2 separate regions of the Homo sapiens genome follow, and region 2 is linked to region 1. Evidence: chromatin loops called from intact Hi-C (ENCODE). Cell type or tissue: left lung. All regions are shown on one strand.

What was found. A loop is a pair of places that touch in the nucleus more often than their neighbours do. Peaks named below come from ENCODE experiments on the same cell type or tissue, not always from the same donor. Only the 100,000 strongest peaks of a DNase experiment are listed, where the experiment ranks them.
Region 2: a loop joins it to region 1, with 6 times the contacts of the local background. A loop is called at or near these places in 101 of 110 quality-filtered maps.

The regions. Positions count from the first base shown.
Region 1 is chr2:182,647,471-182,655,470 of GRCh38, forward strand. It overlaps a transcript of PDE1A not described here. Among named protein-coding and RNA genes, the nearest start is that of DNAJC10, 65 kb to the right of the region's middle. RefSeq lists an enhancer at 4,381-5,580. In left lung, a CTCF peak has its summit at 3,558; no DNase peak of the experiment used is centred here.
Region 2 is chr2:182,182,554-182,190,553 of GRCh38, forward strand. It overlaps PDE1A (phosphodiesterase 1A), which reads right to left. Exons shown (of 15, transcript NM_001363871.4): 11 at 6,426-6,507; 12 at 3,915-4,035; 13 at 3,339-3,526. Among named protein-coding and RNA genes, the nearest start is that of PPP1R1C, 200 kb to the left of the region's middle. In left lung, a CTCF peak has its summit at 3,747 (motif pointing right); no DNase peak of the experiment used is centred here.

The DNA.
Region 1 (8,000 bases):
TATAATGTGCCAAGAGCCTCATGGAATTCAATTTAAGGGTTATTGAGGTAGTCTATTAAGAGTTATTGAGATAGTTATTGAGACAGACTATCGAGATAATCAGCAGCTTCTGCAGGGATAAAATGGAGTCACTTAGGAAAAGACATATCACCTTTTTCTGAGCAGATAAGACTTAAGTTGAACACCATCTGGTTCCAAAACCTTTCATTAGTGTATGGCTTTTAAAGATACGATGCTACAGTAAAGACTAAATCATCTTGGTGGCTACAATTTCAGAATCATTTACTCCAGTTCAATTTAGCATAAGAAGCCTCTGTAGAAAAATTGGCTTTCGAAACCCAAATTACACAGTGAGCTGATAAACAATTAAATGAAATTCTGTCATTGACAGGAAGAGCTAGGCAGAGGAGGACAAAAAAGGGAGAGAAAGATGCCCAAATTTACTGAGGAAAAAAAAAGGCACAGGAAAGGAAGTGAGGTGAGTATCGGCAGGTTAACCTCACATCCTTCTGAGAGACTTTCCTCTAGAAAGCTGATTTTCAAATTTGCTTGAAGATAAGAACTGACTAGAACACTTGTTTAAAAAACTCTCAGGCCTCAGCCCGGACCTACTAAACCATGGTATATTGGAAAAACCATAGTATATTGGAGAAGAAACCTGGTAACCTGGCAATCTGTGCATATAACAAGTGCCTCACGTGTTCCTCATCAGGTAAGTTTGAGCTAGCACTGTAGCTAAAAAGATGTTTCTATGGGCTTGTTGGGACATTCTGAGCCTTGCGAGTAGTAAGCCTCATTCTTAATAAGACGGTCCAGTTGTTGGAGTCAGAATAGGAGCTCTGATTCAGACGAGCAGAACAAAAACATTAAGGCCTCACAGTTTGTGGCAAGAGCTTAAGTAGATGCAGTAATAAGTCCAGGCTGGGCACAGTGGCTCACACCTGTAATCCCAGCACTTAGGAAGCTGAGGCTGGAGGATCCCTTGTGGCCAGGAGTTTGAGACCAGCCTGGACAACAGAGCAAGCAAGACCCTGTCCCCACAAAAAAAAAAAAAAAAAAAAAAATTAAAAAAATTACCTGGATGTAGTGGTGCACTGGTGCATGCCTGGAGTCCTAGCTGCCTGGGAGGCTGAGGGAGGAGGATCACTTGATCCCAGGAGATTGAGGCTGCAGTGAGTCATAATCATGTTACTGCACTCAGCCTGGGTGGCAGAGCAAGACCCTGTCTCTTTAAAAAAAAAAAAAAAAAAATTCAAGACAAGGCAGTTAAAGCCAGTTGCAATTAATTTAAATAAACACCAACAAAGCATCCTAATACCTGTAATATGAAGACATGGGTGCAAATGCCAACACTTCCAGTCACATTTTTATCATCTATACAAAAGAAGTGATGATATCCAGTTTATAGATGTTATTATCAGAGCTGGTGTTTGAAAGTGCCACCTAAATATGAGCAATTATTGCTACTAGGTAAAGGGTACCAGAGCAAGTGCTCATATCAGGACAGTCAAACAAGAGGTGTCCCTACAAGTGGGTGGGGAAACACAGCAATGGGAATGTAGAATGGAAAAATTGTGAGGTGTGTGTAAGTGGCAGCAGGTAGCAGGCCCCTCTGGTGGCCTAGAATACATCTGAAACTATCATCTTCAGGCATAGAAAGAAGAAAATGAGATGTGAGTTAGTTGAGAAGAAACTGGATAGCTGAGAGATTACCAAGATAAGATTCAGACATATTAAAAACAATCTTGGTACCCACTGCCTGGCGACAGGGTATGTGGTAGCAGCTTTGTGCAACATAAGTTATTAGCACAGAAACCAAAATCAGAATAGGAAAAGCAACATGAGCTATTCCTAACACTTCAGTTCCCCTTGGTCAGAGGTAGGAAAGTTGAGCCTACAAATAGGAATAAAGTCCCAGCCGTAGAACATAGAGAGACGCAGGAAGCTAAAGAGGTTTTTTCAGGGGGCAGGTAAACCTTGTTCAATCATGAAATGATGTTCAAGAGAGACATCTACTGGCCGGGAGCAGTGGCTGACAATTGTAATTCCAGCACTTTGGGAGGCCAAGGTGGGAGGGTCTCTTGAGCCCAGCAGTTCGAGACCAGCCTGGGCAATATACCAAGACCCCACTCTATACAAAAAAAAAAAAAAAAAAATTGAGATGGAGTCTCGCTTTTTCACCCAGGCTTGATTGCAGGGGCGCAATCTCAGTTCACTGCAACCTCTGCCTCCCAGGTTTAGGCAATTATTTGCCTCAGCCTCCCAAGTAGCTGGGATTACAGGCGCCTGCCACCACGTCCGGCTAATTTTTGTATTTTTAGTAGAAACAGGGTTTCACCATCTTGGCCAGGCTGGTCTTAAACTCCTGACCTTGTGATCCATCCACCTCAGCCTCCCAAAGTGCTGGGATTACAGGTGTGAGCCACTGTGCCCGGCCTACAAAAAAATTTTTTTTTAAATTAGCCAGACATGGTAGCTCATGCTTGTAGTCTCAGCTACTCGGAAGGTTGAGATAAGAGGATCACTTGAGCCCAGGAGTTTGAGGCTGCAGTGAGCTGTGATCATATCTAGGTGTGATCGTACTCCAGCCTAGGTGATAGAGCGAGACTCTCTCTCCAAAAAAGAGAGAGAGAGACATCTGCTGCCAGCAAAAAGATCCTAGATCTATCCATAGGTTTAAAACACACATGGCTTTAGGTGCCAGGTAGATGAGGAAATGTATAAGGGCACAGGGTCTCAGACTATGGGAAAACGCAAGTATTGTTTAGTATTTAGAATGCAATCACTGAAATGCAGTCTAACTCAGATTTTTAAAAACCTACTAACAAGCAAAACTGGTCTCTGGGCTAAATAAAATCCCAGGAGACCAGGTTTTAACATGAATGGCCCAGAGCAGAGAGCACAGATACAAATATGTAGTGTGATGTATTCAATAACATTAAAAGTTATTTTTTTAACTTCAGATTCAGACTTAAGGAACATTCAGTTAGCACCTACTATAACCTAGGAATGAGGCCCTCCTATATACATTTCATGTGCATGGAAATAGGGAAGAACCAGGCTACTTGAATCAAAACACTTTGATAACCTTATTCCCCAGAAAGCATCTCAAAATTCTGATTTCATGTCTACAATAATGATAAAAATGACAGTAGTAGTAATAACAGTTATACAAGGTAATTAAGTAAAATGTCATAAAGTAATGTAGGGATAACAATTATACCTATACATATTGTAACTCTAACTTTTTTAACGTAAGTATACTCTCTTGAGAAATTAATTGTATCCTCGGCATTAAAGAACTTAAACCATCCCAACTGAAAACACTTGAAAGAGAACAGGAAAATCCCACTGCTCCATGCTGACAACTGATATTCAAGATCTTGCGTAAGAATTCTAACCTTCTTGGAAGTATTCACAATGACTTTTAAATATCTGCCTTCATGTTACATTTAAAAAGGCTTCTTGAAAAACAATAGGAGTAGAGTGCCCTCTAGAGTCTTATTTGTGTTTTGTTTTTTGGGTTTTTGTTTTGTTTTGTTTTGTTTTTTTCCAGATGGAGTTTCGCTCTTGTTGCCCAGACTGGAGTGCAATGGCATGATCTTTACTCACTGCAACCTCTGCCTCCCAGGTTCAGGCAATTCCCCTGCCTCAGACTCCTGAGTAGCTGGGATTACAGGCACCTGCCATCACACCCAGCCAATTTTTGTATTTTTAGTAGAGATAGGGGTTCACCATGTTGGCCAGCCTGGTCTTGAACTCCTGACCTCAAGTGGTCCACCCGCCTTGGCCTCCCAAAGTGCTAGGATTACAGGTATGAGCCACCACACCTGGCCTTGTATTTTTAATGCCAAATTAGGGGGGTAGATAATTTGATCATTTCTGGCTGCAGTCATTGAAATTGAGAAATGTGAAAAATTTGACTATTGCTGCTACAAAAATGTATCTCTTTACAAAATTTAGTATGATCTTTTTCCTCCCAAGAGAAATCTCTTTGAACATTACCTATCTACATAGTTAGAACAGACAAAAATATTAAAGATTTGTATTGAAAATGTGTTAATTTGTATTCTACTTTCTATGTCCTACACATACAAATTTATTCAAAGGAATTCTAATATCAGTATGACTATTTCATCTTTTGTGTGCACTTTTTAAAAACTTATACATTCATTTCAGTCCATAAGTTACCAAAAGGGAAACAATATTTGTTAATCTAACATTTGAGGCTTCTACCTAAAATTTATACAACGCATTTGGGTAACTAATAAACGCTTTTACACATAGGTGCATTAACATACACTGATTAAAATAAAGGCATAGCTAGAAATGTCTTCGCCCCACTTAAGACATACAGATCATCACAAGGCTGTGATGGCAGGCCTAATAGGAATATGTGAAGCCTAAAGCTGCAAACTTGGAATCTGCAGTTTAACAAAAGATAGGCTTTGCTTTTACATCTAGCACTCCACTATTTATCAAGGAAGTCAGGGATCCAACATACTTAGCTCTAAAATGGGATAATATTGACAGCTGAGCTTATTATGTATTTTTAATGTATCAATTGTAAAAATTTATAGGAGGGCTGTATAGATCATAAATAGCAATGCATATAAGGTATGTTTTCTGTTTTTCACATAAAATGGAGAGTTCAGCCAAGTTAGGTCATCCTTGAATAAAAACATGAAGCATTCTCCCAGTATTATTGCAGACTGCTCTTCAAGCTTCTTTGCCAATGTTTTCTCCTCACATATATATTACCTGTCCCTTGACTATAAGTGTTTTAAATATTCTTTGGGACTCTTCCCTATGACCTGTCTAATTTCACTGCTGAAATTCTCCCTAGAGAAATTTTTCCCTCCCAGGTCTTTAGATTCCTTCTGCAGTCTAGAAACACACTTACCTCTCTAGATCGACCTCCTACGATCTGGATCCCTATTTCAACTGCCTATTTTACACCTCCTTCATCCTCAGCGTCAGAGGAACCCTAGGCCTGAGATCAAAGACATACAATAGAGATCTGAGGCAAGATGTCGTCACTGCAAAATGAGTCAAAACATGCATGGAACTATCCTCCCCAGCCACAGCCGGATAAAAAGGTATAGCTCACAGGATGTGAGGTGGGGCACATCCTCTTGACGCAGTCCACCCCTGGTACCATTGAGACCCACTTGTACCCTATATTAAATGCAATTCATCACTGAGTGTTCAAGGTGGTGGCCTCTTCAAAAAGCTTCATATACAACAGTTACAGGTAGAAACTACAAATGCTGCAACTGGTACCCAAATCATAATTCATATTCATATTTCACTTCTCTATTACACTTTGTAATTTCTCTCTCCCTTTTGTCCATCAGGTTGCTCAGTCCCTCTTTTGCTGATATAGGTTGCTTGTCTAATGGAGTCACCCAAACCTTCAGCTGATTCTGAGTTCTTAGTTGTTTTGTTCTTACCATGTTATGGTCACTGCAATTTCTGGTTCATCATTGTCACCAGACATGGACACACAAGTGCACCTCATGAGTTCTACTGTGTAGTAGCAACTCTAGCTCTTCAGGATCATGGGGCTCATTTCCCCCAGGAATATACTTCTTTTTTGGCTGCCATTCTGCTGGCATGAGGAGCCCATAACATAGGAATCACTTTCGACCCTTTTGAAGTAGTCACAATTGCAGGTTTAGTGGGCACTTACCATATTGCTGAGTGCAAATATTCCCCTAATATAGCAGAGCTAATTTATTTAAAAAAGGAAAACATGAATTCCATCCTGAGGTGGACCTCAGGATGATAGGGAGGGGAACCAATTCTGTTTCCATGTCTTGCTTCCTGGATCTGCATATTTTAGCCATGAGAGACACCTCGCTATGTATCGCTAATGATTTAAGGCAATTCTGAAGGACATTGACTAAATCACTCCATAATTTTAATCATTTGGTTTTTTTCGAGGGGATGTGGTGTGTGGCAGGACCAGAAAACTATTTGGCCATACACTTGCTTACTCACCTCTTTCTCTATGAAATTAGGCTCTTGATCTGACAGGATGTTTACAATATTGCTTTTGTAAATCATACATTCTGTAAGTGCTTGAATGAGGTGTTGCAGAAACCCCGTTATCAAGGAAGGAAACCCATATCTAGAAAAGATAGCAATTGAAGAATCAGTTTCATCTTCAGGATGGAAGGGGATTGATGTAATCAACTTGCCATCAAGTGATTACTTAATCTCCTTGAGGGATGGGAACATATAATTGATCTCTGCTTCTGATAGGCCCAGCATTCAGCAGCACTAGTAGCCCACTCATCCTGGCTGATCTGGCTCAGATACGAGTCTTAACCTCTGCCATCATTGCTACTCTGAAACTCTGAAACTTTATAGGGTCCTTCTCCCAGCTTCTGACACAAACGTGCCTTACTGGGGCAACTAGGGTACTCTCTTCTTCCTGCACATCAGATCCATCATCGTCACTACACATGGACCAGTTGGCACAATGGCATCAATGTAGTGGACAAATGAAATGATCTGTGAAATATTAAAATAATCAGAGTCCCCACAGACTATATTTTTATAGACTATAAGAGTGTTAATAATACCTGTGGAAAATAGTGACTGTATACTACTGTCCATCTAACATAAAAGTGAATTAATTATGAAACTCTTGATTGATAGAGATTGAAAACTGCATTTGTTAGATCAATACCAAGTACCAGAGGCTATATTAGTTGATTCTAATGGAAATAAAATACCTGACACCACTGCAGTTGCACCCACCACTTGGTTAAGTTTGTGGTAGTCCACCACCGTCTACCAAAATTCATGTTGTTGTTGCTTGGGTCAAACAGGTTAATTGAAAAATAATGTGTTGGAAGCAACCCTGCATTCTTTAAGTCTTTGGGAGTAGCACTAACCTCTGCAATTTCTCCCAGGTTGCAGTTTCACTTGGGATTCTGTTTCTTGGTGTTGGGAGCTGGACTCACTGTAAGATATATTTAGGTCAGGACTCCATTTAGCATCTGCTCTTCCAAGGTGTCACTTTAACTAGGGATCATAGTAATATTCCTGTTTAAAATGTCCCCTATTTTAAGTGCCAGCTCAGATAATTTATCCAAAGCCCTTTGAAAGGCCTTTTTTCAACATGTAATCTGATATATGCTTTAAGTCCTTTTGGGGCAGGAATGGAGACATATTTATGGCATACACATGAAGTAACCTCTCAGGGTCCCTCCTCAAGTGAACCTAGCCTTCCCTTCAATGAATGGGCTCTGGCTCTGTGAACTAGCTCAGATCTCTCTAGCTCAGTCTGGAATCTATTCATTGTCCACCATCCCATCTGACATCAGTCTTCTGTTCACAACTCTTTTTTTTCCATTTCTTGATGTTAACAAGCTGTACCTCTAATGGGCTTTCCATGTCTCTTCTATTGGGAACACCATGATGTATGAACACTTGCCACAGGTCCCAGTGGGTCAAGGCCTCCTGGTTATTCATCTGGCCTTTTTGCTCATTTGTCCTGTCTAAGGTACCACCATTTGGCCTCAGAAATTCTGGAATCCTATCATTCCTATTTTGTCTAGGCAACCACAGATGCCAATCCCCAACTCTCAACCATAGCGTAAAGAGGATAGTAACTACAGAGCTTCTCGAAGATGCCAATGTCTGCCTCAAGGTGCATTCCTTATTGCTTTAGTGAATGAAGTGTCATCAGGGCTCTCCCCGGGAACAGAGGCAGGAATGAGAGTTTTCTAGTCTCCCATAATAAATCCATTCTAACATGCCCACTTCCCTGAGCTTCTAACTCCATTCCTCAATACTCTGTCTAAAGGTTCTGGCTTCTCTAACTAGCTTCAAAGAGCCATCCTAGCAGGGCATTATGATGGACTCCAGGTGTTTTCACTAGGATGTTAAATCTTGAGTCATGGGAAGGTGAACCCAAGTCAATAAACTCTCCACTTACCAGCCTTATATTCTGCACCAAGCCCCTGGCTAATGGCCACAAGATCTAT
Region 2 (8,000 bases), 460 kb before region 1:
CTTTTGAAACCTCAGTTCAGATCAATCAACATTTTTTCTCAAAACTCTACATTTGGTTTCCTGTCTTTCTCGGGCCAAAACCAAAGGTCAGGCACCACATTCCCCACTCATCACATTGCCTACATTATTCCCACTTGTCCAATTTCTTCCTGCTTCACTGCCCTTCTTGTTGTTTCTGGCATGTCAGGCAAGCTTGGCCTCCTAGATAATGTGGTAGCCAATCCGTTTTAAAAATTTGTTAACACCCACCCTCCCAGACCTCTCCATCATTCTCTTTCTAACCTCCATTGTGTATTTATTTAAATTATTTCTTCCTCAGTGAAGGCTTTCCTTACCAGTTTACTATATAGAAATTATCCCCAATTTCCATAGTAATTAGATTTTCTTAATCTGGTAATGTCTTTATTTTTCTTTATTTCTGAATAGTTTTGCTGGATTTAGAATTCAGCATTAGGGACACCCCTAGTTTCTATATAGTAGCCCTATAACCCTTATTTCTAGAACACATGGCAGAAACATAAATAATATAGTAATAACAGCTAACTCATATAGCGCTTAGTACTCTAGACACTTCTAAGCAAATTATATTAATAAACTCATTTAATTCTCTTAAAACCTATGGTGAAGAGGAATACTTCCTGCTATAGTGATGTAAAGAAGTCGAGTTTTTTCTCTTCATGAAAAAGCAAGTGTAAAACTGGACAGCATTAATAAAAACAACTATTCAATGACTCTGGAAATCAACCAAAGGGACATAATAATTTGAGAAACATTTATTCTTAAAAAATTGTTGGACATTCAGGTAAAAACAGCAGGAACCTGTGACCTTCTTGCCTGAAGTTACTCCCACTCCTCCATCTTCCTCTCCAACTCTGACCTGGGAATGGAAGCAAAAGCCAACTTTCCTGTTGGATGTGGTAGAATCAACTTGGAATGGGAAGGCAGCAAATAATTCTGGTTACTTGAATATAAAATGGTGAATCCACTTAGACTAGATGAGGAGAGCCCCAAGCTTTGTCAGCCTAGGGTTGGGGTCCAAGTTGGGGTAAAGGGTAAACCAGCAGGATTTAACAGAAAAACCCTAGAAATTAGAGAGCCATAGAAAGGCCATTTATAGTCAGTTTTAAAATTGATTTCAAAAAATTCAAGACAAGTTTTTTAAATATGTTTTTAAAATTAAAGAAAATAATCTTGAAGAATTAAAGGAAAATATGCTAACAATGAATGAAAATATAAAATATCAACAGAGAAATAGACATTATAAAAAAGAACCAAATGGAAATAATAAAATTGAAAAAAGTAGCTGAGATAAAAAGTTAATTCAGTGAAATCAACAGCAGGATTGAGGTGGCAGAGAAAGAAACAGTAAACTTGAAGATAAATCATTAGAAAGCAGCCAATCAAAAATGAATGAAGAAGGAAGGAAGGAACAAAAGAAGGAAGGAAAGGAAGAGAAGAAAGAAAGAAAGAAAGAAAGAAAGAAAGAAAGAAAGAAAGAAAGAACAATTAAAGAAATTGACAGAGATCCAGAGCATCCAGGACAATTTCCAGAATCCTAAGTTATGCATAACACAATCCTCAGAAGGAGAGAACAGAGAGAAAGAGGCAGAAGAAAAATATTGAACAAAATGACAGAAAGCTTTCTAAATTTGAAGCAAATTATTAATTTGTGGATTTAAGAAGCTAGTGAACACTAAGTAGAATACTGAAAAAAAAAAAGACCTAGATATATCATCATCAAATTGCTGAAAGTCAAAATAAAGTCTAGAAAACAGAAAGAAAAAGATAATACTCAGTACATACAAGGAAGCAACAATACAATTTATTTTTGGCCAACACTATCAGAAACTATGGAAGCCAGAGGCAATAGAATTACACATTAAAAGTGCTAAAATAAAAAAAAATCATTCAACAATTCTAAATCAAGTAAAATTATTCATAAATAAAAGTAAGATACAGACATTCCCAGATAAAGAAAATCTAATTGTTTGTCAGTATAACTGTGTTATAAGAAAATACTTGAGAAAGTACTCCAGTGTGAAGAGAAATGATACCAAATAGTAGCTCTGACACACAAGAAGAAATGAAGAATATCATAAGGGTAAATATGTGAGAACATACAAAAGATTGCATATACGAATGTGTGTGTCTGCCATCTGTCAAGTTCTGCAGGAATTAATGTGCTATTTTTGGCTCTCTGGTCTATTCCCAAGGCCCATCTTATTATCTCTATATCACAGCCACACTAAATTTATTACTTCAGTATAAGAGTAAATTTTGATATATGGCAAGTGCTCCCACTTTATTATCCTTCAGGAGTGTCTTGAGTATTCTTAGGTATTTGCAATACCATATAGATTTTAGGATCAATTTCTTAAATTCCATGAAAAATGTATTGGAATTTTCACTGGAAACATGTTATATTTATGGTTGACATTTGGGATAATTGAAAACGTTTCAATATTGTGTCTTTCTGACTATAAATATGATTTAACACTCTATTTTGATCTTATATTATCCATTTTAAGAAAAGTAAGTTTATTCCTGAGTATATTAAAGCTGCAAAAAACACAAGGAAAAAATTTCTGGCTGAAAAAATAACTACAAAGACCCTGGAGTATTTTAAGAAACTTCCAAGAGGCCATTGTGCAGGGAGTGTAGTGTATAAGGGAGACAGAGCTGTGGGAATGAGTGTGAGAAGAGGCAGGGGCCAGATCTGGATATGAAAGCTAATTCCTGCACGAAAGATAATAACTGTTTGAATACTAACTCACAAACCTACTAAATGGACTAATTAATTTGAAGCAGCTAATATGTCAGAAATAACTGTAGCTACCTTCCCATGCGATTGCTGTGGTGGTTGATTACTAATGATTTCCCCAATTCCTGTCTAAATTCTGAGTCAAAAAAGCAACTTAGTGAAACAGAAAAAAAACACACCCAAGTCTCTGACATGAAGTGATAACACACTTAATGCAACACAAAAGCCACTTACCAAGTAAAATCCAGGCTGGAAAGCACCTCTACGAAAGCACAGGAGTTTATATGGTACCACAAAGTTTTGTCACCATTTCATTATCTCATCTTTCAGTATCCAGTTTGCCAGCACCCACTGACACACAGATCTGCAGCCCATGTGGCACAAACAAACCAGAACCTCTTTTTATCTAATAAATGAGCCAACTTTCTCATGAATGATCAAAGAGTAGCCAAATTCCCAATACCATCAAGGGCTTACATATTCTATAGAAGAAGAAATCTAGAAGAAGTAATCCAAACTCTTAGAGGAGAAGTGAAGACAGAGAGAGATGGCAGTAAGGCCTCATAAACAACACTACCTTGTGCAGCTAACTCTTTCCACCTCTCTTTGTTCTGCTGAATGATGTCCACCAGGTTGTTCTTGAAACTCTTCAGGTCCACTGCTGCAAGGGAGTAGTCTGGGGAATAGGACCCATCACTCATGGAGCCTTTTGTATTTGATCGTCTTAGTGCATCAGCAATGTGTAACCCCACAATGGTGGTTGAGCTAACAGTAACAACCAAAGAAACCAAAAAACACCATCAGGATATGGGGTGAACAAGGAAAACCTGAAAAACTTTACAAAACCGACTAGAAAAGCAGGATAGTAGATGCTCAGTCCCAGTTCTGAGCACGTGGCAGCTGCTCATCTCCTTTCTCTCCCTCCCCACACTGGATTCTCCTTAGTACACACCTTACTTAGTATTTCATATTTTGTGTATTAAACTTCAGTTGTCAAAGGCAGATGCAATATAATATAAAGCCACTAGGTGGCAATACTCCCTAATAATTCTTGTGAGAATTCTCTGCCTAGATGTGAGAAATATAATCATTAAGGAAAGTGTTACTAAACACCACAAAGATGAAAAATAATGCAAAAAAGAAAATATCATACCTGCTTGCCACATAGGAAGAAGTTTCGGCTTTTGAGGCTTCCTCTATAAGAGGAATAACAATTTTCTCTGTTGAGTCTGTCAGAAGAGAAAATGTTGGCTCTACTATGAAATCGATGAAACCTACAAAAGCCAAAATGAGAAGAGAGAGAGATAAATTCAAGTGTTACAATTTCCTGAATTCTGAAATCAGAAATAATGAAGAGCTTCTGACAATCCTGGGATAGCAAGAATCAACTAAAATATTGGTTCTGCTTACCCTTTGTATTGTTTTAATCTAATAACAGTCTTTAGAGATGGTTTAACTGCTCTATAAAATAATACTTGAAGCCATGGAAGTGACACAATTTAAGCTTGCTAACTCAAGTATATTGGCTTTTCTATTTACTATTCAGCCTTATATAATATACGATTGCTAACAATACATTTAGATCCAATGAGAGTGACTATAGTTTCCTCTCTCAACACCAGGGATCATTATCTTTTTTGAAAGCACATCATGTGCATTTTGGATTTTATTCTTTACTAACAAGAAATCATATCTAAGCTCCAAAGAAATTAAATAATTGAAGGTTTTTCTCAGGTAACAGGAAGACAATTACTTTTTGTTTCTTACTATATCAGTCAGAGCTTTCTGCCAGTGTGTTAATATTTCAAATTGTTGTTTATTATTCTCTGGATGTAAAGTGTTAGTTCACAGCATGTGTGTGTGTTCTGTCAAATCAGTGAAGAGAAAAGTAACATCTCTGGGAGACAGCATTAATCCCACCACTTTGAGATGTCAGTACTGAATGAAGACTTTTACATTTAAAGTACTCATCAAGATAGAAAATGACACACAGAGAAAAGGGCATTGTCCTCTGGGAGCATTTTCCATCCCATGTTTAGGCAGAGGAGGAGACAACAACCTATTCTAAGGTCTGTGTACATGGCAATATCCCAGATCCCAGGACTGCTGTGGGTGCCTCAAGTCAAGAATTGTTGTTGGAAACACTTCTGAGAGCAATGGACTACCACCTGAATATAGGAGAATAGCTGGAGGTAGGCTTTTTAAGTGATAATGTCCTGTAAATATGCACATTTAAAGATTGTCCATCAGATGCTTGGATAAAAGTAATTCACATTTCAAGTAACTGGATTACTTATAGTATATAATAAGGCACATTTTTAATTTAATAAAACTTCAGTAGTTTTAATGGATGCCTTCAAGTTAAATCAGTGTTAATTGACCACCTAGGGTACTATTTTAAGTTCTATGTTCTTTTTTTGTTCTTTTTTTTTTTTTTTTTTTTTTTTTGAGATGGAGTCTCACTCTGTTGCCCAGGCTGGAGTGCAGTGGTGCAATCTCGGCTCACTGCAACCTCTGCCTCCTGGGTTCAAGTGATTCTCATGCCTCGGCCTCCCGAGTAGCTGGGATTACAGGTGCATGCCACCACGCCCGGCTAATTTTTTGTATTTTTTAGTAGAGACGGGTTTCACCGTGTTAGCCAAGATGGTCTTGATCTCCTGACCCGAGATCTACCTGCCTCGGCCTCCCAAAGTGCTGGGATTACAGGCATAAGCCACTGCACCCAGCCAGTTCTATGTTCTTAAATGCCTGAGATGTGTAGACTGTCAACTGGGGCATCACCTCTACTAACATGGCAGCAATTTGCATTACAGCAACAAGCCTCAGAAACTTCCATTCTTAGCTTGCCACATCAGGTCCTTAGCCTGCCACGTTTACACTTACTAAGCAAGGATAGGCACCTGTGTTATGGTCTCTAGAAAAACAGCTGTTGAAACTTGGATGGGAAGGGGAAAAGGTCAGAGCAGGCAGCTTTCCCCAACGCTTTGTGATGGGTGGTGCTGGAGCATAACTACACAGCTAAGAAGTGATCCTTGTGTTTATTGATCATATTGTTCAGTAACAAAAATGCTGGCTTAGGGAATAATTATTACAAGTATTTGAGCCATGCAACACATGTTTTAATAATGGACTGGACTTGAAGTCCCCAACACAAATACAGATGATAAGAATGAATGTGGTTGGGAGCATTATCATTTTGCAAATTTCCTGTTGTTGGTTAATCTATTCACATCATGACAGAATATTTTTCCAAATGAAATGTGCACTACTATATTAAGCATACCATGGAAACTTAGTGATAGAACAAGTGCACTAACATTTTCATTGAGTTGACCTATATATCTAAAGAATTAAATTACAGAAAACAATAATCAGCAACAAAACAACATAAAATGGTCTCCCACACAAGAAAATTTTATATTTTGTAAAAGGATTACAACCACGATAACAATTACATTTACTAATGTTGCTTTATTGAATTCATTTTGTGAAAATGCTTCAATAAGTCTTATTCAGCACCACATAGATCCATTTAAAAATCAAATATATCATGAATATGGAGTGAGGTTTTCATGCAAGTTACCCCTTTGAACAACATCGTTTACCCATTTGAAAACTGACAAGCACACACTCACTTTCCACCACCACAAATCATCAGAATTACCTATTTGTGACTGGGCCACCATGGTTGACTTCCGATCACAAAGTGGGGAAAATGGAAGCCCTAATTCAGCTTCTTTATCTCCCTGGAGAAAGAAAAGCACATTAATATAGACTTGGGTTGGAGAAGCTAAAATAATGAGCAACCTAAGATATAAAGCCTAGAAAAGCCACATCTTTCATTTCTTAATTAGCAATACTTTTTTCTTATTTATAAAACCAAAAGCTATGGTCCAAGTTTATATAATTTTTCTTGGATGGTCTCCATTTGGGGACATTTTGCAGGGAGAAAAATGAGGAATGTTTTCAGTACCTGGAGACTTTGCTTTGGCATTACAATCCCTTGACTTTTAAGAAACAAACATTTGCTTTTGGAATTTTCCAAAGTCACCATAAAATAACTAGCCATCTTATGTGTTATCTGACATTTAATTAACAATCCAAGTTAATTTATTTATGCCAAGTATATCAACAGACCTTTACTATCAAAATTTTGTGACGGAACTGTTTTTCAAAATTAAAAGTATATGATGTGAAACACCTTTCTATCCATTAACCAAGTTTTATTAAATCTTCCACAACATATAATGAGGAATTTCTTCAACATTCTTACATTCAGTGTGCATAAACTTATTTTAATGTTTTCTTCTCAGAGAAAATTGAAATATCAATTTTTTTATTATTTGATCTCATCTAAAATAGATTAATTGAGCACATATGTTAAAGAATTCCATTTATATTGGGGTTTTACTTCATGAGAAGTAATTAAATTTTCATCTTCTAAAACAAAGGTTGCTGTTCTGGTCAAACCTCTAATATCACAAGGTTTATTAAACTTTGGTTCTTTCCTTTGCATTAAAGGGGATGTGCTTATGAAAGAAAGAGGAGAGGATACTTCCTTGTTCTTGTTCATTTCAATTTCCTGGCCATTTGAAAGAACATTTTAGGTTCTATTTTCTCCTAATTTATTGGCTGTATACCTTCATGAGCAACACCAGCCTTGCATCATTAAGTCCATAACTTAGGATAAAATACGTAAGGACTCCACGGTTTCCTTTCACTCTGTTTCCATTAACATCTTTCTATGCTAATCTTTACAACATCATGTCAACATGTAGCTTTACAACTGTTTGAGAATATCTTCTAGAGCAGTTCCCCTAAACCATGCCTTTGATTATGAGAGTTATAGACAGAAAGTCTAGAATCAGAATTGTTGAGGAAAATCTAGATATGGCCATCAAAGAAGTAGGAAAATAGTTACAAACAGGAACATTTCACTATGTCATAACTCAGAGAAAACAAGGAATAAGAATTTCTGTGACCTCTGCCAGTAACTCCCCTAATTCCTCTGGATAATAATAACACTATTTCCATTTGAAATTGTGATTTATACTCAGCTTAAAGGACAGATGGAAGGGAATTATTAATGCCACTAGTCTTAGAGTCAGAAGATACAGTCAGCTGAATCGCTGCTGTCTAGGGGTTATTGCTGTTACTTCAGACACAGCACAGCCTTTGCTGAAATGAATTCTCCTTATCTGTTACCTAATTTTGTGATCTTGATTTACTTGTTTTAGGG